2 separate regions of the Mus musculus genome follow, and region 1 is linked to region 2. A link is a loop called in an ENCODE intact Hi-C map of the cell type or tissue named here. Cell type or tissue: heart. All regions are shown on one strand. Links, peaks and the distances in the headings refer to the core of each region. The heading gives the core; the rest is flanking DNA.

Evidence for each region. Peaks named below come from ENCODE experiments on the same cell type or tissue, not always from the same donor. Only the 100,000 strongest peaks of a DNase experiment are listed, where the experiment ranks them.
Region 1: a loop joins it to region 2, with 2.3 times the contacts of the local background. A loop is called at or near these places in 5 of 42 quality-filtered maps.

What each region holds. Positions count from the first base shown.
Region 1 is chr17:46,801,167-46,815,764 of GRCm38, reverse strand. Bicral (BRD4 interacting chromatin remodeling complex associated protein like) reads left to right here. Exons shown (of 11, transcript NM_001100452.1): 5 at 1,727-1,832; 6 at 3,741-3,841; 7 at 6,139-6,197; 8 at 7,271-7,416; 9 at 8,275-8,369; 10 at 9,111-9,213; 11 at 13,936-14,598. Among named protein-coding and RNA genes, the nearest start is that of Bicral, 23 kb to the left of the region's middle. In heart, for the core only: a CTCF peak has its summit at 5,626 (motif pointing right); no DNase peak of the experiment used is centred there.
Region 2 is chr17:46,882,399-46,896,996 of GRCm38, reverse strand. It overlaps Tbcc (tubulin-specific chaperone C), which reads right to left and starts at 6,376. Exons shown (of 1, transcript NM_178385.3): 1 at 4,534-6,376. The coding sequence starts at 6,307. The coding sequence ends at 5,282. It also overlaps a transcript of Bicral not described here. In heart, for the core only: a CTCF peak has its summit at 8,273 (motif pointing right); DNase peaks (open chromatin) are centred at 5,806, 6,376, 7,216, 8,286 and 2 weaker places; H3K4me3 peaks cover 5,683 bases; H3K27ac peaks cover 4,953 bases.

The sequences.
Region 1 (14,598 bases), core at 2,224-10,223, 80 kb after region 2:
GATGGCACAGCACAAGACAATGCTGACAGACCTGGGACCATCCACTGTTTATTTTGTGAGAGTGTATGGCCGCACAGGCCACAGCGAGAGTGTGCCGATCAGAGAGGGCCACTTGCATGGGCTGGTTCTCTTCTCCCGCACTGCCCCGGGGCGGGGCCCAGGGACTATACTGAGGTTATCTGGCTTGATGGCAGGAGCTTTACCTGCTGACCCTTCATGCTGGCTGCTGACCTGTGACCTTCCAAAGGGACGCAAAGGCCAACAAGACAAAAGGTCTAGGTGGTGAATGTTCCAGAAAGGAGAGATCACAAATGAAAGCCTGGGAGAGAAGGTGCAATGTGCTATAGGGGAAGGAAAGCAAGTCCAGGGGACACGAGGAAGATGTTGGATAGGAAAGGTGTGTGAGGTGTGCATCCTATGGGTCTTAGGTGACAGGAGCCGAGTTATGCCAGACGTGAGCCTGTGATCCCAGCACTCAGGAGGCAGATGCAGGGAGATGTCGTTGAGTTTGAACCTAGCATAGAACAACCAGGGCTACATAGGGATAACTTGTCTCAAAAACAAAACAACCGCCAGGCGTGGTGGCACTCGCCTTTAATCCCAGCACTTGGGAGGCAGAGGCAGGTGGATTTCTGAGTTTGAGGCCAGCCTGGTCTCCGGAGTGAGTTCCAGGACGGCCAAGGCTACACAGAGAAACCTTGTCTCAAAAAACCAAAACAAAAAACAAAAAAACAACCAGTGTCCTAGGCCAGGCGTGGAGACACACCTGTCTGTGGTCCTGGCTCTCAGGGGTTGGGAGGTAGAGACCAGCTCAGAAGTTTAAGATTAGCCTCAGCTACAAAGTAGTTCTGAAGCCACCATGTGCTTTGTGAGACCCTGTCTCAAAACAGACAGACAAACAAACAAACAAAAAACCCCAAAACAAAAAAGAGCCAATGTGTTAACTTGAGTGTGAAATATCAAAGACTCATGCTAGCCTTGTAGTGGTGGATATGGTGGGAAACACGGGCTGCGCGGGGAATCAAAACAGTGACGTTAGAGCTCATGATTGGCTGGATCTCCAGTAAGGCGACCATCTGAATTGAGCCAATTAGATTAAAAAAAAAAAAAAAAAAAGCTAGATTAGATTAAATGCAGGTTTACTGAGAAGCTGGCCCCAAGGACCAAGGCCCAGCAAACTCACCATGGGGAGGAGGGAAAGAAATCATGCACACTAAGAGAGCTGAGAGGAAGAGAGAGGGAGGACAAGGAGACCGAAGTGTCTGGATTATATAGGGAAGCGCCTCTTTCTGGGACAGCCTGGAGCCCAGGGCTGCCTTGATATGTATGTCCTTTCAAATGTGTCACTCTCTGGTGACCAAGTATCAGTGGGCCTATGGGGGCCATTCTCATTCAGACCACCACAGTTTTTAAGTGAATCAGATCCAAAGGATCTCTTGTCTTCTTTTGGCTTTTTTTTGTTTGCTTGTTTGTTTGTTTTCCGAGACCAGGCTGGGCTCGAACTCAGAAGTCTGCCTGCCTCTGCTTCCCGAGTGCTGGGATTAAAGGTGTGCGCCACCACACCCGGCTCTCTTTTGGCCTTTTTTGTCACCAGGTACACACATCCTACACAGTGTAGACACATAGACAAATCACTCATGCACATTAAATAAATCGGAAAAAAAAAAGCAATCTCTTAAGACTTAAAACAATAAATTAACATTCCTCTTGGCTCTTTGTTCTACAGGCTCAGAAGAAGTGTTTGAACCAGACCTCCCCCATTCCCACATCCAAGACCACAGACGGCTTGAGGCCATCACAGATCCCTGGGCTCTTGAGCACCGCACTGCCAGGTCAGGAAACCCCTACGGAAGTTCTGCAGTCTGCCCTGAAGTCTGCCCGTCCTGTTTTTGCGTTCCTGGAGCATGGCATTGTCTTCCTGCCTCCCTGTTTGCACAGTGTTTCTGTTTGCATCTTACCTAATCTCCTTTCTCCTTGATGGCTCCTTTTCTCTGTACCCTGCCCACCCTAAGAATAGAGTGTGCTCCTCTGGCTGTAGGGCACCGTTGATTGGGGATAGATCATTTACCATATCACTCAGAAAGAAAGAAGCACTTCTAAAGTGTGGCGCACGCCTTTAATCCCAGCACTCGGGAGGCAGAGGCAGGCGGAGTTCTGAGTTCGAGGCCAGCCTGGTCTACAGAGTGAGTTCCAGGACAGCCAGGGCTACACAGAGAAACCCCTTCTGGGGGGAGGCGGGGGGAGGTTATGTAGAAAATGTGCTTCTTAGAAGTGATGGGCCTTGGCTCTGCAAGGCTCACAGAACTTTGTGACCAGTCCCACACTGCTATGTGTGCGTGTGTATGTGTGTGTGTGTGTCTGTCTGTCTGTGCATGTTTGGAAGCCCCACTCCCCAAACTGGACACCTATAGGCTGTCTGTCTGTCTGTCTGTGTGTACATGTTTGGAAGCCCCACTCCCCAAACTGGACACCTATAGGCTGTATCCAGTCTTAAGGCACTTACCACTTGCTGGACTCCATTCCTACTCAGAGTAGAAACAACCTTTGGCCTAAGACCGAGTATAGCAACTTTTCTTACCAGCTCAACACATGGTTTAAAACAACAACAACAACAAAAAAAAACAAAAAAAAAAACAAAAAACAACAAAAACAGAAGCTAGCGCGTCCCTTCCTGCAAGTGTATTTGCAAGTGTATTTTGGAGGTCTGAAGTGCTGGCAGGCTTATTGTGGGGCTCTTGGGGTCCCACTTGAGGTTTAATAATAAAGACACAGAGACATCTGTGCAGTGTAAGACCTGTTTACTGGGGCAGTCTCTCAGCTAGCCTCTATTATATTATTATTATTATTATTATTATTATTATTATTATTATTAAACTCGACTTATCCGGGTCTCTCCACTTTGCCTGCCTCCCAGCTAAATCCCATTCTGCTTCTGTCTGGCCTGCTTCTCTACCTCCTAGATCAACCCTGGCACTCTACCCCAGCCTCAGCCTTCCTCTCTTTATTCTACAAAAGCCACATTCCTTATCCATCCAGTCTGAACCAGTCAGCAGCTGGATAACCTTCTTTTTACCATTCAGGGCTGTGTGACCTTTATGCTGCTGCTTGCTTTTTAACATGATAATCTCAGAGAAGCATAGGAGGGGGAACCATTCCCTACATAATAGTAAACAGTTCCCTAGAGCATCCTGCCAGAATTGACTCTGCCAGCACAGCCATTAGCAATTAAAAATACTGGGACACACCCACATTGCCATTAGATTCAATGTGGAAGAGATGGGGGGCGGGGAGGGGAGGGCAGGCTACCCAAACATTGGCTGACTTATTTCTCAGAAGCAGACTTCTGAAAACTACAGGTAGCTTTGTCTATTTATTACCATGGACTAAGTAGGTTCTATTTATTACCAAACCAGAGTTTAATAGTGCCTGCCTCTGCCTCCACTGCCAAGAGATCAGTGCCTCCCTTTAACTTCCTCCCAACCGGTGTTCTTCAAGAAATTCTTTCAGACTGGGTGTGGTGATCAAGCCTTTTCTCACTGCACTCTGGAGGCAGAAACAGGACAGGTCTCTAATGGTAAAATTAGAGTCAGCCTGATACTCAGCGAGAAGTTCCAGGCCAGACTGGGGTACATAATGAGACCTTGTATGGAACAAAGAAAGAGAGAGAGAAAGAAAGAAAGAACTCCTTTTAGAACACACATACTGGATCTGACTCCTGTCTTCTACCTTCATTCTAACAGGACAGGATTCTGGAAGCAAAATTATGCCAGCGACCTTGGGGGCCACACAGGCACAACCAGAAAGCTCAGTTGGATCATCCCCGAGCCAGACAGCTGTGCAGGTAGGAAACGGTTTGCAGTTCCGTTCATGGTTTCTAACCAGAGTGTGCAGTCTCAGAAGGCTTTGTCGTTGGTACCTAACACGGGGCACACAACTAGTCTGTCTCCAAGTGCTTGCAACAGTGTGAATGCTGAAGACTTTCCCAGGGGGCCAGGCCTGGTCACATCACGCTTCCAGGCTGTGTCTTTCTCAACTGTTCCTGACATGTTTCTGGTGCCTCATGAAGCCATCATAGATTAAGGGCTGGGATGTTGTGAAGCACTTGCCTAGTGTGGGTTTAGTACCTAGCAGTGAGTACCTACATACACACCAGTACCCTCCGCATACTAGATGGACGGACGGATGGACGGACGGATGGACGGGATGGACGGATGGATGTGCTTACTGGATTATGGGTTGTCCTACAGCTTAGAGTCATCTGAGATGGAAGCCTTATTGAGGAATTGCCTGGAAATGAGATTGCCCTGTCTATAAGAGTGGGCACGTCTATAAGAGAGCCTCTTGATTGTCATATTTGTCAGAGGGTCCACCCCACTATGGGTGGCACCATTTTTTGTTTAAGAAAGCTAAACCTGAGCCTGCAATGGAGTAAACAAGTTAGCAAGCAGTGTTTTCTTCGAGGCCTCGGCTAATGTCTGCCCTGACTTCCTCAGTGATGGTCTGTGACCGGAGAGTGCACACCAGAGAAGTCCTTTTCTCCCCAAACTTGCTTTTTTTTTTTTTTTTTTTTTTTTGGTTTTTCAAGACAGGGTTTCTCTGTATAGTCCTGGCTGTCCTGTGTCCTGGAACTTACTTTGTAGACCAGGCTGGCCTCGAACTCAGAAATCCACCTGCCTCTGCCTCCCGAGTGCTGGGATTAAAGGCGTGTGCCACCACTGCCCGGCTCCAAACTTGCTTTTAATCAGAGGTCTTACCAAACAAGAAGAGACCTATAGCTCAGGGGTAAAGCAGTTGCCTAGACTGTACACCCTTGGGATTGATCCCCAAAAGTGCTGTACAGACACACATACATACACAGAGAGAGAGAGAGATCTTGGGGCTGAGGATTATAGAGCTTTGCTTGTTATGCAGATGAAAGACAGAGTACTTATGGACAATGGCAACTCAAGGATGAGCTTGGTTTGGCTCACTGTTGGCGAGTGAGTGTGGTCTCTGGCAGGGACCAGGAGAGCAGCAGTGGGGAGCAGCTGGCAGAATTGTGTCTGCAGCCAGGGGACAGAAAATGGCAGTGCTCCCTCCCTCCTTGTACAGTCCTTGGGATGGTATGGGGGTGGGGGGGGCTCTCATACAGGAGCCCAGAGCTTTCTTTCCTAGAAGGTTTTGGCTCCTCTCAGGCTGACAGTCTGTAATAAGTGTCACAGGGTATATATAACTCAGTAGTTAGCCTTTGCCTGATGAGCACAAGTCCCCAGCACTTCACAAAGAAAAATCAGAGCAGTCACCATGTCAGAGTGGTATCTGTCCCACAAATTGTGACCAACCTGATTTTCATAATGAGTTCCAGGACAGCCAGGGGTCCATAGCAAGGCAAGATTTTTTTGTTTGTTTGTTTTTATGTGAGGACCAATCATGAATGCATGAAATAGGGCATTTCTGTAGCTGTTTGACTCAACTTTGTAGTGTATAAAATCTCAGAGCATTTCACACTACTAGTCTTAAAAAGGTAGGAAAGCCATTTTATGTTTAGCTTTTTTTAAAAAACAGATTGTTTTGTTTTTCTTTTCAAACATTTATTTATTTTATGTACATGAATACACTGTAGCTGTCATGAGACACACCAGAAGAGGGCATCAAGATCCCATTATAGATGGTCCTGAGCCACCATGTGGTTGCTGGAAGAGCAGTCATTGCTCTTAACTGATGAGCCATCTCTCCAGCCCTATGTTTAGCTTTTTGAGTTTTTTTTGGGTTTTTTTGTTTGTTTGTTTGTTTTTGTTTTTTTGTTGTTGTTGTTGTTTTTCGAGACAGGGTTTCTCTGTGTAGCCCTGGCTGTCCTGGAACTCACTCTGTAGACCAGGCTGGCCGCGAACTCAGAAATCTGCCTGCCTCTGCTCCCATGTGCTGGGCTACACAGAGAAACCCTGTCTTGGAAAACTAAAACTAGAGTTGCTATCCAGCTTTCTGTAGATATAACTTTGGTACTCTTTGTTACAAGGAAGCTGTTTGTGCTTGCTGGGCTCTGTCTTCAGCGGGTTGCATTTTAAAGTCCTTGTTGACAGATAATAGGAAAAACTTGGAACACAGTAACCTTTATCTATAAGTGTACTTTGTGACTTTCTCCCTGTGTTTTATCGTTAGGTGGATAGTCATCCAGGACAGAAAAGGCCTGCTGCCAAACAGCTGACTAAAGGAGCTTTGTAAGTTCTATTTCAATTCTTGTTTTCTCAGAGTGCTACAGGGCCTTTGTAGTCACTAAACATACCACATATCTCAGTTATAGTGGCTGAGTTTCTTAGCCTTTTCAAAAATGTACTGCGAATGACAGACCAGCCAGGGCTACAACTTTCTTTTTTTTTTTTTTTTTTTTAAGGAATTTGAGAGCTGGGGCAATGGCTTAGTTGGGAAAGTTCAGACTGGAGTTCAATCTCTGACCCACATAAAGCAAGCCATACACAGCAGCCAGCTCTTCTAAGCCCAGACTGGGGCCAGCAAGTGAAAGGAGCTTGCCACCAAGCCTGATGGCCAGAGATAGGTCAGGCTCTGCAGCCCACATGGTGGGAGGGAAGAACTGAGTCCTCCAGGCCGTCCTCTGACCTCCATAGGTGCCAGGGCGCTGGTGCTTTGGTACTCACGCAGCCTCACACAAGAAAAGAGGCAGCAGGGCTGTTGATTTACTTTGAAAACCTTTTCCTACAGTTTGCTTTCATCAGGACCTGTAAATAGATCAGATAAAGTACACTGTTGTTTTGTTCTTGAAGAGAATGCCCCCTGTCTCTCGAGACAGAAAAACCGCTTGTATGTGGACTGTTATTGGACTGTTGCTAGCCAGTGGTCAGCCATTGCTGTGGTCTCTCCAAACACCCACACTGAGGCCTGGTGGGAAAACTACGGGTTTGTTTGTTTTTTGTTTTGGGTTTTTTGTTTTTTGTTTTTTGTTTTTTTTTGGTTTTTGTTTTGTTTTGGTTTTTGTTTTTTTTGAGACAGGATTTCTCTGTGTAGTCCTGGCTGTCCTGGAACTCACTCTGTAGACCAGGCTGGCCTCGAACTCAGAAATCCGCCTGCCTCTGCCTCCCAAGTGCTGGGATTAAAGGCGTGCGCCACCACACCTGGCTGAAAACTATGTTTTTGAGGTCAGGGTCATAGCCCAACAATAATAAGAATGTGGAGAATGCTGTCCGTTGTCCTGTAGAACTGTACTGTAGTTAACTCGCCTTTGGACTCATTGGCTTCCTATGTGGCCTTAGCTGAACACTCACTCTCCCTCTTAAAGCATCCTCCAGCAGTTACAGAGGGACCAAGCCCATGCTGTGACACCCGACAAAAGCCAGTTCCGGTCACTAAATGACACGGTGCAGAGACTGCTCTCCTACCACGTGTGCCAGGGCTCCATGCCCACGGAGGAAGACCTGAGGCAAGGTGAGCAGCCACAGCCCAAAAGAACAGTGCAGCGCCCTGACTGGGAGACAGGCAGCTGTTCTTATCACAGGCATAACTTGCTTTCTCAGTACCCCAGCCTGTAAGGAAGGTAGGCCCTGTTCTTAATAATCCATGAGTGGCTTCTCCAAATGCCGTTCCTTGCTGGCACAGGGGCAGCAGTGAGGAACACAAGTTAGCTCCCTGAGGCTCCCAAGCAAGTCTAAGACATTGGCTGAATGCCTTGGGACATCCGTTTTAGGAAGGTTAGGAACTTCTGAGAATCCCACACACCCGGTGCCTGTCCCTGCTCTCTGTCACTAAGTCCAATAGTAGAGCTCTGGTGTTACCCCACTTTCCCTCCTGCCTGCCAGGCTCTCCATCCTCCACTGCCATGGTCTTGATCCTCCCAGAGCCTCTGATCTCCCCACAAGCTGGGGCTTCCTGGGAGGGCTGGCGAGTGGCTTCCAGAGTCAACTGCAAGTATCTTTAAAGACTCTAGGAAGCGTGGGTGGGAGATGTGACATCTCTTAGACAGTCTTTCCTGCTTCAGCGCTTCCTGCCACCTGCTTCTGTGAAGGGACAGAGGCTTGGGGAGCCTGTCAGCCAGAAAGTGGACTCCATTGCTCTTTCTTCCTGGCCCGCCTACAGCAGCTGCCAGTAATCCGATGTTGGTTTTCTGGGCTGTGTTAGAGGGAGTTCTGTTACCACACAGGGACCCCGGGTCTCTGCAGGATCTTAAGCAGAGGGAAGCTTGCTGCAGATCGGCTGTTGGGATGAGTTCCTGTCAGGCTCAGGAACAGAGGCCCTCAGTCTATGGATGATTCTCTTACTGTTTTCTCCCTGTTTGTTTGTTTTAAGTGGACAATGAATTTGAAGAGGTCGCCACTCAGCTCCTCAAAAGGACCCAAGCTATGCTGAACAAATACAGATTCCTGCTCCTAGAAGACGCCATGGTAAAGTGTCCCCTAGCATGGCTGCTTGCAGCTCAGCCAGCTCTAAGGCCCAGCGAAAGAAAGGCTCGAGGACTTCATAGGACTCCCCACCAGGGCAGAGTTTACACAGCAGAAGTGTTTAAGGTTGAAGGAAAACTCCACACTTAGCCATTGCTGGGAGGGACAGTGGCAAATGTCATCTACAGCCATTTCCGATAGGGAATTTCTGAGCCACCACAAGAGACTACCTTGCTAGGCATGGTGGCACACTCTTTTAATCCCAGCCCACAGGAGGCAGAGGCAGGTGGATCTCTGTGAATTCAAGGGTAGCCAGGATTCTGTAGTGAAGCCCTGTCTCTAAAAATGAGCTCTGTTTTTTTTTTTTGAAAGATTTATTTTATGTATATGAATACACTGTTGCTGTCTTCAGACACACCAGAAGAGAGCATGGGATCCCATTACAGATGGCTGTGAGCTCTATTGTTGCGAAGGGGCTACTTACAGCTGACTGTGGCTGCCAGTGCTTATAATCCCAGCATAATCAGGAAGCTGAGGCAGGATGATTGTCCTTGAGACTTTGTTGTAAAATTAGCAGCAAATGTGATAGCATCCTGTGTGTATAGCACATGTGTGTGTAGCAAGGAGCTCAAGAGCATCTAGGCAGCAAGCTCTCACCTACCCCTGCTTCCTTCAGTACCCAAGCCCAGAGGTTTGAATGACACAGTCAACGCTTCTGAAGTGACTGGCCTCTCTCCATTTCAGAGGATCAACCCCTCTGCAGAGATGGTGATGATTGACAGGATGTTCAACCAGGAGGAAAGAGCTTCCCTGTCGAGGGACAAGCGTCTGGCGCTCGTAGATCCTGGTAAGAGTCATCAGGGTACAGGGAGAGTACAGGTAGGCAGTTTTCCCAGCAGTGTGGCTACTGGGAAGTTTTGTGAACCAATCTTTGGTGAGTCCAGCAGGCAGATCGGGAATTCTGGGAAGGAAAAACTGACAAAGTTGAGAGGGGTGTGTGGATATACCAAGACTGGCTGGTCTACAAGATCCAAACTGGAATTTCGCATTCAGTTAAGGCCCTGGTTTTCCCCATTAAACTTCAAATCCTGTCTTTCTAATCTTGGAGAACTAAATTGAGCCAGGGGCTTCTCAGTGTATTTGGAAAGGCCCTTGCGCTGCATTAGAAAGCATCAGTGCAGCATGGTCCCCGATTGTGAGCAGAGGACTTTCCCCTCGGCCGACCAGGGTCCCGCCCCCTGCGAGCTTTCCAGTTTTCCCTACTGACAACGGGCTCACTGTGGAGCCCGGCTGACCTGGTGCTCTTGTGTAGGCCAGGCTGTCCTTAAACCACACAGCCTGTCTCTGCCTCCCAAGTGCTGAGGTGAGAGGGGTGAGCACTCAGATCCAAATCCACCCCTTTAAAATATTTTTTAAAATGTTTTTTCTGTTTCATTTTTAAAAGATATGTTTATCGATTGGTTGATTGATTGGTGTAATATATGTGAGTACACTGTCACTATCTTCAGACATACCAGAAGAAGGCATCAGATCTCATTACAGATGGTTGTGAGTCACCATGTGGTTGCTGGAATTTGAACTCAGGACCTCTGGAAGAGCAGTCAGTGCTCTTAACTGCCAAGCTGTCTCTCCAGCCCCTCCTATTTCCTAAGATTTCCTTTTTAAATTATGTGTGTATGGCAGGCAGCACATGTGAGTGTAAGTGACCAGAAAGGTGCTGGCCCTTCTCGGGCTGGAGTTAGAGACAGCTGGAACCCTCCTGAAACGACAGCTGGGAGCCAGACTCAGGAGCAGTGCACACACTTACCTGCTAAGCCATCTCTCAGACCCTTAATTGTTAATTGTGTTTGTGTGCGTGTTGGGGATGGGGGAATAGGCACTGAGTTCAGGTGCCTGTGGAAACTGGACGTATTGGATTCCCTGGAAAAGGAGTCGCGAACCACAGAACATGGGTCACTAATATGTAGTCCTGGCTGGACTGATCTCAGCAACCACATGGTGGCTCACAACCATCTGTAATGGGATCAGATGCCCTCTTCTGGTGTGTCTGAGTTCAAGGCCAAGCCTGGTCTACAAAGTGAGTTCCAGGACAGCCAGGGCTACACAGAGAAACCCTGTCTCGAAAAAAAACAAAACTAAAACCAAAAACAAAAAACAAAAACAAAAAAAAAAAACCAATGTGTGTATATTATTGTGAAGGCCTGCATGTGGTGTGTGTAGGTAGACATACACACGGCAAAGCATCTGTGTGGAGGTCAGAGAACAACGTGTGGAAGTCAGTCCATAGCTCTCCCTGGAACCTTGGTTGTTAGGTGTGTGCAGCCAAGGCTTCCTCCTCTCTCTGGGCCATCTCACTGGCCTGAGCCTAACACGAGGTCCTGCCTTGCTCAGCTATATGTATTGCCTAGGTTGATCTCAAGTTCATGTGCCTAAAGTGATCCTCCTGCCTCAGCCCCTGAGTAGCTGAGACTAGAAGCTGAACAAATATAAATCACAAATACCATAGCAGTCCATGGAATGTAAGTCTCACGTGGATTTGTTTATGCCATCTATAAAAATGCTTTTAGAACTCACATGCTAGATAGGATTTGACATTCTGAGTTGTTTTAAATTGCATCCTAGCATTTTCTTTTAAAAAAGATTTATTTATTTATTTATTTATTTATTTATTTATTTATTTATTTATTTAATGTGTGTGAGTACACTGCAGCTGTACAGATGGTTGTGAGCCTTCATGTGGTTGCTGGAAATTGAATTTAGGACCTCTGCTTGTTCCATTCAACCCCGCTAGCTCTGGTCTGCCCGACTCGCTCAGTCCCTGCTCACTTGGGCCCAAAGATTTATTTATTATTATACATAAGTACACTGTACCTGTCTTCAGACACACCAGAGGAAGGCGTCAGATCTCATTAAGGGTGGTTGTGAGCCACCAAGTGGTTGCTGGGATTTGAACTCAGGACCTTCAGAAGACCAGTCAGTGCTCTTAACCATTGAGCCATCTCACCAGCCTGCTTTTTTTTTTTTTTTAACTTAAAAAATGTGTGGGTGAGAGAGAAAGAAAAGGTGTGAGTATACATGTGCATGACAGAAGACAGCTTGTGGGAGTTGTTCTCTCTTTCAAACTTGTGGTCCTGGAGTTGGACTGTGGTCATCAGACTGGCTGGCAAGCTCCTTAAGTCACTGGCTGTTTAAGATATATATATATTATAGATTTATATATACACATTGTGATTGTGTGTGTATGTGTGTGTGTGTGTGTGTGTGTGTATGCAACATATATGGGGGTGTCCTCAGAGACCAAAACAAAAAGAGAGCTTTAGATTCCTTGGAATTTGAGTCCACAGGGACACTCTCAGCTGCTGTGAACTCAGGTCCTTTGGTAGAGCAGCAAGCACTCGTGGCCTTTGAACCACCTCTCCAGCCCCTGGAGTTTGTATCTTGCTGTGATCCCAGTAGTGTCTGAGTGCATTCGCTCCATACCGCAGCGGGCTCGTCCCCTGTGGCCTCACTGCTGCCTTCCTTTGCTGTAGTCTCCTTTCTCCAACACCTAGTCTTCTTTTTTGTTCTATTTGTTTGTTTTTAGGTTTTTTGTTTGTTTTTTGAGACAGGGTTTCTCTATATAGTCCTGGCTGTCCTAAAACTTACTCTTTTAGACCAGGCTGGCATCTAATTCAGAGATCCACCTGCCTCTGCCTCCCAAGTGGGGATTAAAGGCATGTGCTACCATCACCTACTTTGTCTTTTTGTTTTGTTTTTTTGTTTTTGTTTTTTCGAGACAGGGTTTCTCTGTATAGCTCTGGCTGTCCTGGAGCTCACTTTGTAGACCAGGCTGGCCTCGAATTCAGAAATCCGCCTGCCTCTACTTTGTCTTTTTTTAATATTTTTAAACTTTTATGTATATGGTTGTTTTGCCTACATATACATGCCTGATGCTCAAAGAGCCCAGAAGAGGGCGTCAGATCTCCTTTGGGGGGGGGGGGGTTGTTGTTTGTTTGTTTGTTTTTCAAGACAGGGATCTCTCTGTAGCCCTGGCTGTCCTGGAACTCACTCTGTTGACCAGGCTGGCCTTGAACTCAGAAATCCACCTGCCTCTGCCTCCTGAGTGCTGGGATTAAAGGCCTGCGCCACAGATCTCCTTGAACTGGAGTTACAGGTGGTCATGAGCCGCTTCATGAATGCTGGGGCTCGCACCACATCCTCTGCAAGAGCAGCCAGTGCTCCTGACCGCTTCAGGGTCTCTTTGTCCCCAGTTGTGATGTCATTTTGGTTTTTTTGTTTTTTTTTGTTTGTTTGTTTGTTTTTGTTTTTTGTTTTTGTTTTTTCGAGACAGGGTTTCTCTGTATAGCCCTGGCTGTCCTGGAACTCACTTTGTAGATCAGGCTGGCCTGGAACTCAGAAATCCGCCTGCCTCTGCCTCCTGAGTGCTGGGATTAAAGGCGTGTGCCACCACGCCCGGCTGTGATGTCATTTTGGTTGTTAAAATAAAGCTTCACTCTGAAGCCCAGGCCATGCCAGAATTCATGATATTGAACTCAGGGTAATTACCCGAGTCAGGGCGGGGGTTACAGGCAGGAGCCCCCAGGCCTAGCTGTTCTTTTCTGACAGTTTAACATTAAGGTTAGGCCTGCCTTGGCTAAGGCATTCATAAATACACTGTGTGGACTGAGAGGAATGGAGAAGTCTGGAAGGAACGCTGGGTATGGACCAGGAGCCACAGAAGGCCAGTGTTAGAGGATCTGTTTCTAGCCCTTTTCTGAGGAACTGAAATCTCTGTCTTTGGTAAAATAGTTTGTGATGACTCTGTCAGTTTGTCATGTCTTGCGTGATGAGAGCCTGAATACCGGTGTCAACTAGATGGCACCCTCTTTTTCCATCTTAGCCTCCATCCCTGTAGCTCAGGATCGGAGGTGTGATGGGTGCTCTGTGCATCCTGTCTAGTTTTCTAGATGAAGCCGCCTCTTCCTTTCTCCCTTCAGGGAAGCCACTGTGGTCTCTACCTCAGCTCCTCACAAATGCTTCTGGAACCTGGCAAAGCCCAACTCTTCACTCAGACATAGCTCCTCCAAGCCCTTCTGTCCTTCCAGGCAGCTAACGTGTGTGCCTTTTTGCCATTTGCTTTATGTTCTGGGAGAAGTGGTGGGGTCCTCACACCTGTCTATTAACTCTATCACTCAGAGACAGGTTGTCCCCTTTGCCACAAAGTCCACTGCTCTCAGGAAGGAAGCAGGTTGAAGCTGGAACTTTTATTTTCAGAGCAGTTAGTTCCCAAAAGAAACACTGGGGAGTAGGCTTGTAACTCACTTGGTAAGGTACCTCCTCTGCATACAGCTTCCTGTGTGGAAGCTGGCCCAGGAAGCTGGGCTACTTGAAGAAGATTCTCCTCTCTTAAGTTGTCTCTGAGAGTTTCTGAGGGAAGGGTCATGAGTGGAGTGGGCGGGAAGATAAGCAGAAGAGGGCAAGGGGTGGGGCTAGCCAGGACTGCAGGGTTGCCTTTGTGCCTGCCCAATCGAGAGGCTTTGCCCTGTGCTAGTTCTCTGACCGCTAAAGTTCTTTCTGATCTCCTTTCCAGAGGGTTTTCAGGCCGATTTCTGTTGTTCCTTCAAACTTGACGAAGCTGTACCTGAGACCCCGCTTGACAGGAGTGACCAGCATCGCAGCAAAACCAGCTCGCTCCATCAGGTGCCCAGGGCCCAAAGCAGAGACCGAGCCAAGCCAGGCATGGCAGAAGCAACGAATCATGACCAGTTTCATCTAGTGCCTAACCACATCGTGGTCTCTGCAGAGGGAAACATTTCTAAAAAGTCAGAAGGCCACAGTAGAACACTGAAATTTGACAGAGGGGTCTTAGGCCAATACCGGGGTCCGCCTGAGGACAAGGGCGGCCGGAGGGACCCTGCCAAGGTCAGCAGGTGCTCTCCGGGCCCCGAGGGCCACCGCAAAAGCTTGCCCAGGCCAGATCACGGCTCTGAGAGCAAGCTCCCCGGCGTCCTGGCCAGCTCGCACATGGAGATGCCCTGTCTCGACTCCTTCCAGGACAAAGCGCTGAGGAATTCCCCAAAGAATGAGGTTTTACACACAGACATCATGAAAGGGTCGGGTGAGCCCCAGCCAGATCTCCAGCTCACCAAGAGCCTAGAGAAAACCTTTAAGAACATCCTGGAACTCAAGAACTCGGGGCGGCCGCCAAGCGACCCTACGGCCAGCGGTGCGGCGGACCTGGACTTCCCCAGCT
Region 2 (14,598 bases), core at 3,620-11,619:
AACTTTTGCTTCTCTGAGACAAGAGTTTCTCTGGGTAGCCCTGGGTGAACGGGAACTTGCTCTGTGGGTCAGGCTGGCCTTGAACTCAGATCGGCCTGCCTCTGCCTCAGAGTGCTGGGATTAAAGGTGCATGCTATCACACGCAGCTTGTTGACAACTTTAATATTCCTTAGATGCTGATGAAGTGAATCATAGGTTCCCCTTGTAAAACCATGGTTAACATCACTTGTTATTTAGTGTACCCGTAGGAAAGGGGCAGGATAGTATATGTGCTTCCACTGGGAAGAAAAGGCTATTCAGGGTTTATAATGTAGAGGCAAGAAGAAAACTGATAGTGAAAGTGACTTGTCTTCAAATACACAAAGGTCCAAGGTCAAGCAGGGAGATTAATTTTTCCCTAATCCTCTTGTATTTCCCTTTCCCCCTTTTCCTGTGTGTATATGGCTGTTTTGCCTGCACCTGAGCCTCTGCACACTTACAGGCAGTGCCCAGAGAGGCCAAAAGAGGAGGTCACATTCGGCCAGGGGCTGGAGTTAGTTTGTTAACTGCCATGTGGGCGCTGTGAAGGATGTTAACGGTGAGGTTTGCCGAGTCACGGGCATAGGCTGTGAAACAGGTGGCATGAAGACCAGGTGTCTCTCAGGGAGGCACAGAGGACCCTGAACAGTAGGGAAAGCTAAGATAGCCAGCACCGATTATGGTTCAAACTGTCTTGTCTATTACAACTTGCTGCTTTGTGGCCAAGCGTAGTGGTATATGCTTGTGATATCAATACTGGGGAGGTCGAGGCAGGGAGATGAAGAGTTCCAGCCTAGCCTGGGCTACATACAACCCTGTCTGAAGGACAAACAAAACAAATGACAGATCTCTAAGACCTAAGGGATTTCAAGGCAATTTGTATTTACTTAGTGGACTCGGTGGGAGCTCACTTGTGCCTGCCTATGTTAAGGGCAGAGGTATATTCCTCTTTTGACCTTTAGGTTTTTTGTTGGGGTCTCTCGGGGCCTGGAGTCTACCTCTGGGCTATACTGGGGGGGGGGCAGGGAGCCCCCTGACTCTCCTGTCTCTGCCTCCCTGACGAAGATCAAGATTACACAGCAAGCCCTCTGACCGCTTGCTGGGGCAACCTGGTTGTGGCTCTCTGTTGTATAGATAGTGTGGCTCTTTTTCTTGTATGCGCGTCTGTTTAGCTTTTTTTCTATACCATATTCGTCCTTAAATACAACTCTGGGAAGTTTCTGGGAAAGGGGTTGAGGGTGTTACTAGAGAAGGAGATGGCTCTGATGTCTGTTAGGAACAAACTGCTCTGGTCCAGGCCATTCAAGCAGCCAACCCAGATGTATCTGGACAAGGGGTTCCGGATGCGGAGGCTGACTGCCTTAATTGTTCCCTGGGAAATTCCAGCCAACTCATGATGATGATGAAGTTATGCCAGGAAATATTTGAAGCAGGAAATGTTTTGGAGAAGCCTGAAGCTTTAGTAGTTAAGAGAATTGAATATATGCCGGGCGTGGTGGCCCACGCCTTTAATCCCAGCACTCGGGAGGCAGAGGCAGGTGGATTTCTGAGTTCGAAGCCAGCCTTGTCTACAGAGTGAGTTCCAGGACAGCCAGGGCTACACAGAGAAACCCTGTCTCGAAAAAAAAAAAGAGAATTGAATATGCCAAGGAAAGGGAACACTGGACCTGGGTCACTAAAGACAGGAATGTCCAGAGACTTCAAGGGACAAGATAGAAGAAATAGCTGGGTCTACTGGACCACTGAGCAATGGTGAAAGCCCCCATGAGGGGAGAGCTCTAATAATACAAAGCTTGATCCAGAAATATTATTGGGCAAAATTGGAAGATATACATATAATGACATAAAGGGGTGGGCAGAAGAGTTGGGACCTTGGTGGGGGGGCAGGGCTGTTGGATTAGTGAACTGACCTTCTTGGAGAGATGGGAACACACTGATCTGAGCCCCTGGTGTTGCCTGCCCAAGGAAACTAGGGTACCCATTCTAAGAGCTAGAATTCAGGCTTGTGAGGGAGCCCTGGGAGAAGCTGCAAGGGGAATTAATATTGCACATGGAAGAGTTTGAAAAGTAACATTTGGATGAGTTCAATAAATTGGAGGAAGAGATCCTACAAATTTAGGCAAGTTAAAAACATTAACGTCACCCTGACCTGCTAGCACTTTGTTCTTCCGCTAATGTTGTAACCACAAGCTTATGCCTGGATGACCTGTGATACGGGGGCTTTTCGGGGAGTTAAGAGTTAACGTCTAACTTGCTTTATAGAGACTGAATTGTGACTTTATGTGTGTGCTGTGCTTTTCGGTGACATAGTTACACGGGGGTTTTCAGGAAAAACAATGGGTCTGAGGAAAATAATGAAAAGGCTTTTGATTATGAATTATTACTTAACAAGGAAGTGTGTAGCCAATAAAAGACTGAGATGCACTCAGAGAGAGAAAACCGTGAAAGCTGCTTCTGAGCGCAGCTTCAGGACGAGTCACCCATCAGCTGGCACCTGCATCCTTGCCTGAGACTGATTTCATGCCAATTCAATCCTACCATTTTTTTTTTACTTATGCAGATATATGATTTTATTTACTTTTGTATATGTGTAAGAGAAAGGGGTCTTACTATATAGCCTATGTTGGTAGTACACGTATGTACCACCATACCTAGTTCATGTTTTCACTTTTAAAAATCTATATATCTTTCCAATTCCAGAAGGTGTTAATTCCATTTTCTTTGCTTTCACTGAGGAGTCATTCCTGTTAGATTTTCTTGCTCCATAAGCCTTTCTCAAAACTCTCGGTGACAGCCGCCATAATCCCATACCCCAGCACTCTGTATGTCTGACAGGACCATGTGGACAATGCCACGTTCTGCTGCCATCTCAAGCAATAGTTGGGCCCCTTGGACATGGCTGCAGCAGCCTCTGCATGCCTGTTCAAAGGCTTCTGTCTGGGCTTAGATATCTTCCGCGTGTTGTCTCTGTTGAGCTGTTCAGCGGCTTGCACCTCCCACTGAGGGTAACCCTCCTCGGTTATGTAAGTCCAACTTACTCCGCATCACAGTAGCAAATCTCCAATCCTACCATTTTTAAGACCCTCCAATGACTGAGGCTGGTCCTCGGCCACCACCGAGCCATCTCAGCCCCAGCACTCTAATTACTGACTCATTTTCTCCTTATTTTGGTTTTTCAAGATAAGATTTCTTTGTGTAAGAAACCCTGTCTCAGGCGGGCATGGTGGCACACGCCTTTAATCCCAGCACTTGGGAGGCAGAGGCAGGTGGATTTCTGAATTCGAAGCCAGCCTGGTCAACAGAGTGAGTTCCAGGACAGCCTGGGCTTCAAAGAGAAACCCTGTCTCAAAAACAAAAAAAGAAACCCTGTCTCAAAAAAAACAAAAGATTTCTCTGTGTAGCCCGGGATGTCCTAGAACTTGCTCTGTAGATCAGACTGACCTTGAATTCAGAGCTCTACCTGCCTCTGCCTCCCAAGTGCTGGGATTAAAGGCGTGTGTCACCACTGGCGGCTCCCAATATTTTTAACTTTTATTCTTGTTTTTTTTTTTCCCCCTAGTGATAATGGAGATCAAATGCCAGAATTAACCAACACCAGAATTTCTCTAAATGTAGTGAGTAGTTGCAGGGCCCTTAGCGTATGCTACTGGTGTGTTGCTTCCTGCAGTGATCAGCTGACTGACCGACTCTGACGAAAACACTGCTCCGTGCATCCCTCTCCTGTTGCTATCCTTTTAAGTAACTGACGTTTCTCCTTAGTAGATGCTGCACATCCTGAAACTATTAGCATTCCCTTCCACAGCTAGTGGGTAAGGGGAAGAAACTCTGGCTCTTTTCTGACTCAGGAACAGTGCTGTCGTCTGAGGCCACCCAGGCCCCTTCCTATACTTATTGACATCCTGTCAGTCCATTTTCCCAAGAAGCTACTGTAAGTCCTCTTCTGGAGACAGTATATATATATATATAGATATATCAAACATAAGGCATTAAAGGCATATTAAAACCTAAAACAGTCACGTCCTAAAATGAACTCCCAGGCTAGATACAGGGAGATACACCTGCAACCTCATTACTGAGGGACAGCCAAGTGTATCTTTGCGACAGCAAGTGCCAGAGTTGGGGCTACACAGTGAGACCACTCTCAAAAGCAAATCAAAGCAAAAAACGTAAATGCTGCAAGTAATACTGCTGGAGTGGTTTCTGGAGGGGAACAAGGCGGTAAGAGAGGGTGTTAGGGAACTTCACTCAGCACACTGACCTCTGGATGACCGCTAGCCGCATGGCTATGACGGGCAACTTAATGTGGCCTGTGCTTAGCTCTCTTCCCAGTTCAGTGCTATTGAGTGTGTTGTAGAGATGGGGCACCACGGGGAGTGAAGCCTCAGGCTCCAAATCCCAGCCTTCAGGAGGCTGAGTTCTGAGGCCAGCCTACAGAGTGAGTCCCAGGTTAACATGGGCTAGGATGGGGGCTCACCTTTAAAACAAACAAAAAAAAAACAAAACAAAACACAAAGATGAGTCCACACCTACTTTCCAATTCCAGCAGCACATCACATGAGCGGTGACCTGATGCCACCTGTTTTCTCACATGAACATGGTGAGAATAGAAATGGCCTTGTAGCTCTTGAGGGAAAAGAAACATGAGCAGGGTGTGGTGCAGATGCTTAGAGGTAGAGACAGGGGCATCTCTGTGAGTTCCAGTGGTGTATAGTGACCCCATGTCTCGACAAGGAAGACGGAGGGAGGGGAGCTGGCCACTTTAACCGTTTCAGTCTTACAGCTAGCTGGCTCCTACACCTCTTGGAGGCCATTCAAAACTTCAGCCCTAACACAACACTGGATTCCAGAGGTTCAGGAAGGAGTCTTCATAGCCTTGCTGAAAAAGACACAGAACAAACCTTTAGTGGGAGGAAAACAGCCGTTAATGGAGCTTTTATGGGCCTACTTCTTCCATTTAAACCGTCCGCTAATGGAATTCTCCGGACATCCTTATTATTTATTGAAGACCCACTTTATCACTCCCTGTGATCAACGGTAAGAACAGCAAATCCCTCAAAGCTCCTCCATTCTCCCCCTAATTCTTCACGCTGTCATACTCAAAGGGAGGCAGGGGAAGGCCAAACCAGCAAAAGTCTGTTACACTGCTATGAATTTAATAGGACTCACAGGAGGGGAGTTTCAACAATTTCTAACCCCTATCACCGCAAACATAAGACAATATCAGGTAAACCGAATGGGACATCACACTGAGTGTGGCCAGTGCTCAATCCCACTGGATGTCTCTCTCCTCTTCAGGAAGAATACTCCAGTTTGGGGAGGCCACGTTTCGGGCCAGCCAGTTGAAATCATCAACCTGGTCCCAGTTATTTTTGCTCCTATCTAAACCGGAGTCCTGGAAGTCCTTGTCGATCCCCGGGTAGCTCCAGGTGTAAGGGGCAAACTGGATGCCGCTGCAGTCCTCCACGATAGCCCTGCTGGTCACTTGCAAGAAGACGCGCGTGTCTTTGGTAGTGTGCACACGGAGCTGCTGGCAAGCCACAGCCAGGACGCAATCTCGACAATCCTCCAGAAACACAGAGGTGGTCACTGGGCCGCAGAGCACCTTGCAGCCGCGGGCCTTCGCAAGCCGCAAGGTGTTGGGATTGCCACACAGTTTGACAGTGCAGTTGGTCAGGTCGCTCAAAAGGACGTCGCGCTGGTGCAGCTCTTCAGCTCTCTTCTCCAGGTCTTGGGACTCCAGGTTGGAGAAGCCACAGGCCCAGCTGGCCCCGGGAGCTCCCTCCTCCTCCTTGGTCACCGGTGGAGAAGGGGCCGCCGAGGCGACGGGTGCGGCGTCTACCTGGGCGGTCCCCGCAGCATCCTTCTTCCGTGCCTTGAAGGCGAAGCGCTTCTTGGGCTGCAACTCCTGGCGACGTTCCGTTAGGACAGCCTGCAGCTGCGCCAACGCCGCCTGGCCCTGCCGCAGGTCGTAGGCGGCGAGGAAGAGCACCGAGTCGTTCAGGAGCTTCCGCAGGCCCTGGAGCCGGTTGGCCGCCTCTTCCAGCCGCTCCGCCGACGCCTCGCCCCGCAGCAGCTCCTCGACCGCTGCGCGCTCCCGGGCGAAGGCGGCGGCGAAGAAGCCGCTCTTCTCCTCCTCCACCTCCTGGTCCTGCCGCTTCTGCTTGCGTCTCTCCACCTCTATCTGCCTCTCCTGTTCGCGCCTCTGAAGTCGCTCGGGCACCAGGCTCAGGTCCCGCGGGGAGCCAGCGGCAGCGTCGGCCAGAGCCATGGAGCAGTCCACACCCTCCATCTTGACTCCAGGCTTCCTCCCCCGCCGCCTTGCCTCCGAGCGCTCGCTCTCCGCGCGAGGCCTCCCACCAACGCGCGCTGTGATTGGCCAGCTGCGGTGACGTCAGCTCCCTCCATATTCTCCTCGCCTATTGGTTTCTTCGCGTTGGAGGGGCGGGAAGGAGGGCGGGGCCGGCTGACAGGAGGGGGTGGGGAGACAAAGGTCCTGGTGGATGGGTGGGGTGGGAGGCAGTCGGGTGAAGCTTTTTTTTTTTTTTTTTTTTTCTTCTTAAAGGGGCAGGACTTATATCCGGGATTGTGGGGTGAGTTGCAGCAGCGGCAGCTGCACATGTGGGTTTGTTTATAAGAACAAGGTTAGAAACTCGCAGGCCTCCCCCTCCCCCCAGCTCCTCCCTGCTACCCCCTTACAGGCCGGAGATCTGCTGCAGGGTGGTGGGGAGGAATCTGTGCTTGTGGTGTTGTGGGGGACAGGTAGTGCGAGAAAGATGGAGGGGGGGGTTATTGCACCTCCCGGACCGCGTCGGAGGAAGCTGCAGCTGGAACAGCTGGCCAGGGAACCGCTTGCATGCCTCTGGGTTTTTTTCTTTCTTTCTCTCTCTCTCTTTTTTTTTCCCTTTCCCTTTTCCCTTCCATCACCTCTTTGCTCAGCCGGTCCCTGCCGCCCCGGTAACCCTCATCCTTCCTGCCCTCCCCCATCCACTGCAGCTCGGCGCGGCCTGGGGGCGTCTGGGTCCCCGTGGGCAGTTACTGGGGCGGGAAGAAAGCGCAAATCACCGCTATGGGAAAGACTGGGTTCCTCGCTGGAGCGGGCTCCGGGGTTCCTGGGGGAGTCTAAAAACAGATTATTTTTTTTAATGGCCAATTGCTGCAGTCGGAGGGGGGGCGGGGGAGGATGACATGCCACCCCCACCGTCTTGCTCCCTGACGCGGTGGCAGCCACTCCCTGCGCAGCTGGCAACCGCTGGCCGCGCGGGGCTAAGACCCTCAGCCGGAGCGCCTCGCTTCTCCCTATAGGGCCGGCGGTCTTTAGGAAGGCGATGGGGAAACGGTACATTATTTCTAGAGGTGGTGGGAGGGATTTGTCACCGGAAGTGAACGAGCCTAGCCTAAAGTCCAGACCAACCCGAGGTGCGAGTGGGCAGCCAAGACCGTGCAGTCCCTGGCAGAAGCCCAAGGCGGCGGCCGCCGAGGACTCGGGTGGCATCCTCGCGTGCTGCCTTCAGCCACCGTGCCTTCTGGACTCGGTGGCCCATACAGTTCTCGGTTTCAGCCCCATCTCCGCCCTTGTTGCCAACCTCCATTTTTGTTCTTTTAATTGGGATTTTTTTAACTGCCCAAAATACTCATTTGAAAATTTACCAATATGCCTGCGTTTTCCTGCAGATAAAGATGGGAGGAAACGAGAGCCATTCAATTAAGTTGGCATTAAGACTTGAGTTGCAAGCCTCACGTCCCATTTGCCTCCTTTCCTAACCATAAAAAAAAAAAAAAAATCCAAACCTCAAGCACAAAATCTTGATTGAAGAGAAAGCATTACACTACAGAATCAAAGACAAGTGTCACTGGGTGGCAAATTCTTTCCTAGGTGGAGGGTTGGAGTGGGAGATCACATGTTACTGTGTTCTTGTCTGTATACCTGCTGTAACAGAGCGCCGATGAGGGGGGCGGTCGGTGGTCACTTATGCAGGCTCCTTATTTTCGTCAGTTTTGTTTCCTGGGCAAGCTAGATGAGGCTCTTGTTTTCTACTTTTTGAAAGCACTTTTATTTCACAAAAGTATGAATTTTGGACTCTTGAAACACAGCTGATGACTTTGTTCAGGTCCCCGAAAGGAATGTAAGAGCCGCTTTCTTTCCTGAAAGATAGATTTTTTTTTTTTTAGATTTATTTATTTGTCTTTTATGTATATGAGTATTTCCTGTGCGGTCGATGCATGTGCTCCACGATGCAGTATGCGGTGTTTCTGGAGACCAGAAGAGGGCGTCAGATCACTGGAACTGGAGTAGACAGGTAGTTGTGGCTGCTCTGTGGGTGGAAGGAATTCAGGTCCTATAAAAGAGCATAGGTGCTAACCATCGAGCCGTCTCTCCAGATGAAAAATAGATTTAACCTATGGAGATTAAACGAAAACTGATTTGCTATAGGAAATAGCAACGACCCCTCATTGGCTTTGCTTTAGTTTCCCAGTATCGGAGCCTGCTCCATTCTAATTAAGAAAGTTTCAGGGCATCAGATGCATGCCTTTAATCCCAGCACGGAGTTCAAGGCTAACCTGGTCTACAGAGCTTGATCCAGGACAGTCAGGCTACACAGAGAAACTCTTCAACCCTCCCACCCCCCATCCCAAAGTTAGTTGGTAAAAGGTTTCTTGAGCTTGGAGTTTGGACTGTAAGCTGTTGTGAGACTATCAGTGGTTTTTAGTGTAGGCTATTTGCAAAGTAGAAGCCAGTGTTACCAGCCCTTTCAAGATTATGTTTCTGCTTAAGGAGAGGTTTTTGCAGCGTCTGCTTGACATGAAGGTGCTGAAAATTGTCTGTTGTTTAGCCTAACGTTTAAGCATCAAAGGACAAAAGATGGAGGGTCCCACAGTTGACTCCATTGGGAAAGCTTTTTTTTATTATTATTAAAGAAGTGTGAGGCATGAGAACGGTGGCTGTGAGGTGGCCTTGGTGGGCTGGGTGATTGTTTTCTATCCCCAGGCTGGAGTAGGCGAGCCAAGGCAGGTGTCAAGCTATGTGTCTGGTTTCTGAGTTCAAAACCACAGGCAGGTTGTTAACTGCTGACCGTTTGCCAGACCATGTTACTTTCTCTTCCTAACATTTGAGGGCAGTGAGTTGAGATGCGTCCTTGACAGGATGGTCCTGGCTCCGCAAAGGTAAGTACCCACCGTGATGGGAGGACGGGAGGCATGCAGAGGGCAGCAGCATTAAGTGCAGCTCTCAGGGCAAGGCTGACGGATCTTGCAGACAGCTTGCAAAGTGAAAGGATAGAACAGCTATGAGTTTTAATGTTTTATTTGGTTTGATTTATGGGGGCAGTATGGACACACCACACCACGGGAGTGGAGGTCAGAGGACAGCTTCCAGGAGTTTCTCTCTTCTACCTTTATGTGGGCTCAGGCTCTAGGCAAACACTTGACCAGTTCAGCATTCCCATCTGTCCACTTTTTGTTGTTGTTTTTTTTGTGACAGGGTTTCTCTGTGTAGCCCTGGCTGTCCTGGAACTCACTCTGTAGACCAGGCTGGCCTCGAACTCAGAAATCTGCCTGCCTCTGCCTCCCAAGTGCTGGGATTAAAGGTGTGCACCAACCACGCCCGGCCTGTCTGTCCAACCTTAACTTATATTTAACAATGGTTTGTATATTTTATGGTTCTCTGTATTGGGTTTGACTTTTTTTTTTTTAAAGTTTTATGTGCTTTGCTGATTGGCCTTACATGTATGTCTATGTGAGGGTGTCTTATTCCCTAGAACTGAAGTTACAGATAGGTGTGAGCTGCCATGTATGCTCTGGGAATTAAACCTGGGTCTCTGGAAGAGCAGCCAGTGCTCTTAACCACTGAACCATCTCTCCAGCACCCAAGGGTTTTCTGTCTTTCTCTCTTTCTTTTTTATCTTCCTATATGAGTAATTGGCCTGCGTGTATGTGCACCATGTGAGCTCAGTACCCACAGGAAGAGAGCCTTGAACCCCCTGAAACTGGAGTTACATACGGTTGTGAGGCACCACGTGGATGATGGGAATTGAACATCTATAAGGATGCTCTAGCCACCGAGCCATCTTTCCAATTCCTACATGATGTTATAATGCCTTAACAGTGAACCTTAAACCAAGCTTTGGTGGTTCATGCTTGTAATCCCGGCACTCAGGAGGCTGAAGCAGTAGGATCAAGAATTCCAGGCTAGCCGGGCGTGGTAGCACACACCTTTAATCCCAGCACTCGGGAGGCAGAGGCAGATGGATTTCTGAGTTCAAGGCCAGCCACCTGGTCTACAAAGTGAGTTCCAGGACAGCCAGGGCTATACAGAGAAACCCTATCTTAAAAAACAAAAAAAGAATTCCAGGCTAGCTTGGGCGATATAGAGATCCTATCTCTTAAAGAAGGAGAAGGATTAGGATTCTCATCTTCGTAGTTAGATGCCCCAGGAAATCAGTGAATGGGGAAAGCATTTAAATGAAAGAAGCCTTGGTCTGGGCCCGGACAGCTCAGGAATGAGGCCCCTTGCTGTTCAGTGGGCTTTCTCGGAGTTGTTGGGCAGATGGCAGAAGCCAGCTGCACCTAGGCAGATATGAGCCCTGTTTTGTAGTGGTTGGTTGCCAGAGGGAAGCGGTCACCTGTTTACCTCTCAGCAAGCAAGCTAGGAGCATGCCTGGGTTGTGACGCGTTCACTGAGGGAACCTAGTCCTCTCTTATCAGAGGGTAGGCCAATCTTCCTACCACTAATGCTAACATTTCTGGTACAAAGACAGCTGTGAGGGCATGTCCTGTTCTTCAAAGGGACCGTCCTTATACGGGAAAGCAGCTGCTTTTCCTCGGCCCCCACTCCTGGCTGCCTCCTCCCCCTCAACACGATGTCTGCTAAGGAGTTTCCTCCATTGTGCCTCGGGCAGACGTTGCTCAGGTTCTTATCTGCTGCCTGCTTATCAGAGCTAACTGTGCTAGGGGTGGTGAGACAGACACCTCAGTGTGGAAAGCATCGGCCAGGCAAGCCCAGCGGCGAGCCTCCGAGGATCTCACACACAGAGTGGTAGAAGGAAAGACTGCTGCATAGAGCTGCCCTCTGAGCCTCACACAGTTGACACACACAAGATGCACATCAAAAGAAAAAAAAGAGCTAAGCCAGGGAGACCCCAAGGCCGCCAAAGTTACAAAGATACACACTTCACTCAGTGGGGCTGGAGAGATGGCGCAGTGGGTAGCGTGCTCCTCTTCCAGAGGCTCAGAGTTCAGTGTCCAGCACTCAGGTCAGGTGGCTCATAACTACCTGTGACTCTGGTTCCAGGGAATCCAGTGACCTCTTCTGGCTTGCACGTGTGAGTGTGTGTGTGTGTGTGTGTGTGTGTGTGTGTGTGTATATACTCATAAATAGAAAAAAAAAAGATATACACTATACACCGGGAGCCAAAGGCTTAGGAAATAATCACACAGATTTAAAAGAGGGAGAAGCGTCAGCTGGCAATGCTCTGACTGGGACGAGAAAGCAAAGGAATAGAAGTCAGCGAGGTGCTCTGTTCCGTTTTGATTGTGTGTGTCTGGAGGCCAGAAGGAAGGATTGAGCCGAGAGGAAAAACCTAGAAGAGAGATAAGACATAGCATGCAGTGTAAGAGACATCTTCAAAGACTGGAGGCACTGGGGCCAAGCACAGGGGCAAAGATGCACTTTGAATGGGAGATGGGATGCTTCTTGGCTGCAGAGTGGGATTTTGTTTTAATTCTTTAAATTATTTTAAAACATAATTTTGCCGGGATGGAGAGATGGCTCAGTGGTTAAGAGCACTGACTGCTCTTCCAGAGGTTTTGAGTTCACTTCCCAGCAACCACATATAACGGAATTCAATGTCCTCTTCTGGTATGCATGAAGACAGCAACAGTGTACTCACACACATAGAATAAGTAAAATAATAATAATTTTGCCTGCATTTGTGTATGTGTATTACATATGTGCAGTTCCTGGACGTACAGATAGCTGTGAGCTGCTTTGTGGGTGCTGGAATAGAACCAAGGTCCTCACCAGGCGGTGGTGGCGCAGGCGTTTAGTCTCAGCACTCAGGAGGCAGAGAGAGGCAGGAGGATCCCTGAGTTCGAGGCCAGCCTGATCTACAGAGTGAGTTCCAGGAAGCCAGGGCCACATAGAGAAACCCTGTCTCAGAGAGAAAGGAAGGAAGGAAGGAAGGAAGGAAGGAAGGAAGGAAGGAAGGATGGATGGATTGGGCCTCTTCAAGAGCAATGTGTGCTCTTAACCACCGAGACATCTCTCCACCACTGTGTTTTTATTTTATTATTTGTTTGCTTGGTTGGTTGGTTGGTTTGGTTTTTGTAGACAGGGTTTCTCTGTGTAGCCCTAGCTGTCCTGGAACTTCCTCTGTAGACCAGGCTGGCCTCGAACTCAGGGACCCTCCTGCCTCTGCTTCCTGAGTACTGCCCCTGAAGGCAGGCACTACCCCCACCTAGCTTTAGTTTTTAAACTGGTGTCTGGATGCATGTGCCTGTGTGTCTGTGTGTGTGTGTGTGTGCCGTGAGCGTGTGTGTGTGTTCTTGAAGTCCAGAGAGTGAACTCTGGAAGATCAGCAAATACTTTCAACCACAGCGCCATCTCTCAAGCCCCCGCTTTGGTTTACACTGTGCGTTCATAGGGAGGTCAGAGGACAGCTTGTAGGAATCAGTTCTTGACTTCCCCCATATGGGTTCCCGGGAACACACTCAGGTTGTCACTCGTGCCCATTTCACCAGCGCCATCTTGTTTGGGGGGCCAGTGTTTCAGATAAGCTAATGAACCCACGAGCTTCCAGGACAGTTTTCCTGTCTCCACCTTCTACATCACCTTAGGAGTGCCAGAGTTACAGATGTGAGCCACCTGTCTGGCTTGTTGTGGATTTCAGGGTTCAGACTCAGGTTGCCAGGCGTGAATGGCAAGCGCCCTTGTCCTCCTCACGGTCCCCGCCCCGTAGCCGCTTGTAGCAGAAAGTATTTTACTGCAATGGTTCTTTGCAAATTCCTGACCACTACCTCTCGCCTTCTTCACAGATTTCCTCTCCTTTCCTTCATCGGCCAGGCAGAACTCCACTTTCTATCCTGAACCCCCTTCTTGTCTGTCTCTCCTTCCCATTTGGCAAGGTAACGTTCTCCAGGGACCTAAGCCCTGTTCATGTTTTAAGATTTGAATCCAGGCTTCCGGCATCCAAGCTGTCACCATCGCCTGTCTAATCCCAATGCCACATCTAATTGTGCCACAGCCACAGTCTGACGTCAGGATCATGCATAGCGCGTCTCTGTCTCTCCTTCCTCTCTGTTCTGGTTCCCTCTCCCTGTCTATGCCTTGACTCGCTCTGGTCGTCCCCCATACCATGCTAGCATAAGCTGATAGAGTCTCTCTATGTAAAGCGTCTGCTGGCTTGTTCAGAGCGTTCAGCCTCCTTGTGTGACCTCAGAGCCACAAAGCCGTTGCCATTGTGCCTTACCAGCCCCGTGTGCCACCATCGCCTCTGTAGCCACCCATTCCCTCATTTGTCCAGCACAGGACATCCATGTACTTCCATGTGTCCTGCTGCACTTTTTAAGTCTGGCTAACTTGCGCTGGCCACCCTGCTAGACATGCAGGTGTGGCGGCGGCAGTAGACAGGGCTCCTGCAGAGCTAAGTGAGAACTGTAATCAGTGTGGTGTGAGGCGGGCTAACTAGGTGAAGGGGAAATTTACTCTACTTCTTTGTTTCTTTCGGTAAATGTTTCACTCAGGTGCTGGGTGCCCGGAATATAGCAGTAGACAGGAGAGGTAAGGTGATCCGGTTTCATGGCCAGAAGTGGGAAAGTTCCAGTACTCCTAGCAACGCACAAAGCAGGTGCAGGGAACCCAGAGCTGTGGGAAAGAGGAGTCTGGCCAGAGCAGCATTATCAGCCCTGCTGTGTCACACGGCGACTTAATGGCATTGGGATACCAGCTCTTTCTCTGGGGAAATTACACCTGAATCTCTTTGGAGTGAAGCCTGGGCATATGTAAGTGTTGCTAGGGACTAAACCCAGGATCTTGTATGTGGCAGGCAGATCTTCTACAGTGGAGCCACTCCCATCAATGGTTTTTTGAGACAAGACCTTGTGTAGCCCGGGTTGGCTTCAAACTGTCTGTACAGCCCAGGCTGGCTGAGAATTCCTCATCCCGGTATGACAGATGTGAGCCACCACACCCAGCCTTCCCAGGATTCGGAATCCTCTTCCCCAAAGTGGAGATCAGAGGCAAGGTCTGGGAGGTGAGCAGAGCCCCCCACCCATGAGTCCTTGTAAATCATGGCAGAAACTTTGCACTACATCTTGAAGGCACCTTCACCTGGGGGATTTGAGCTGGATAAGAACCTCCCCCTTTCCCATTCTAACACCGGGTCAGCCTGGAGGCCCCAGGCTGTGTGATTCAGGGTTGAGCTGAAGCAAACAGTTGTCAGTTCAAACACCGTCGCAGGAGACCGTCCACCTGAGGGAGTGGTGGGAGTGACCATCAGCTAGACAGAGGTGGGAGCTGGGGAGAGGAGGGTGGGAGGCGTCAGCAGTAGCTAGGAAGGATGAGACAGGACTTAGTGATCATGGGAA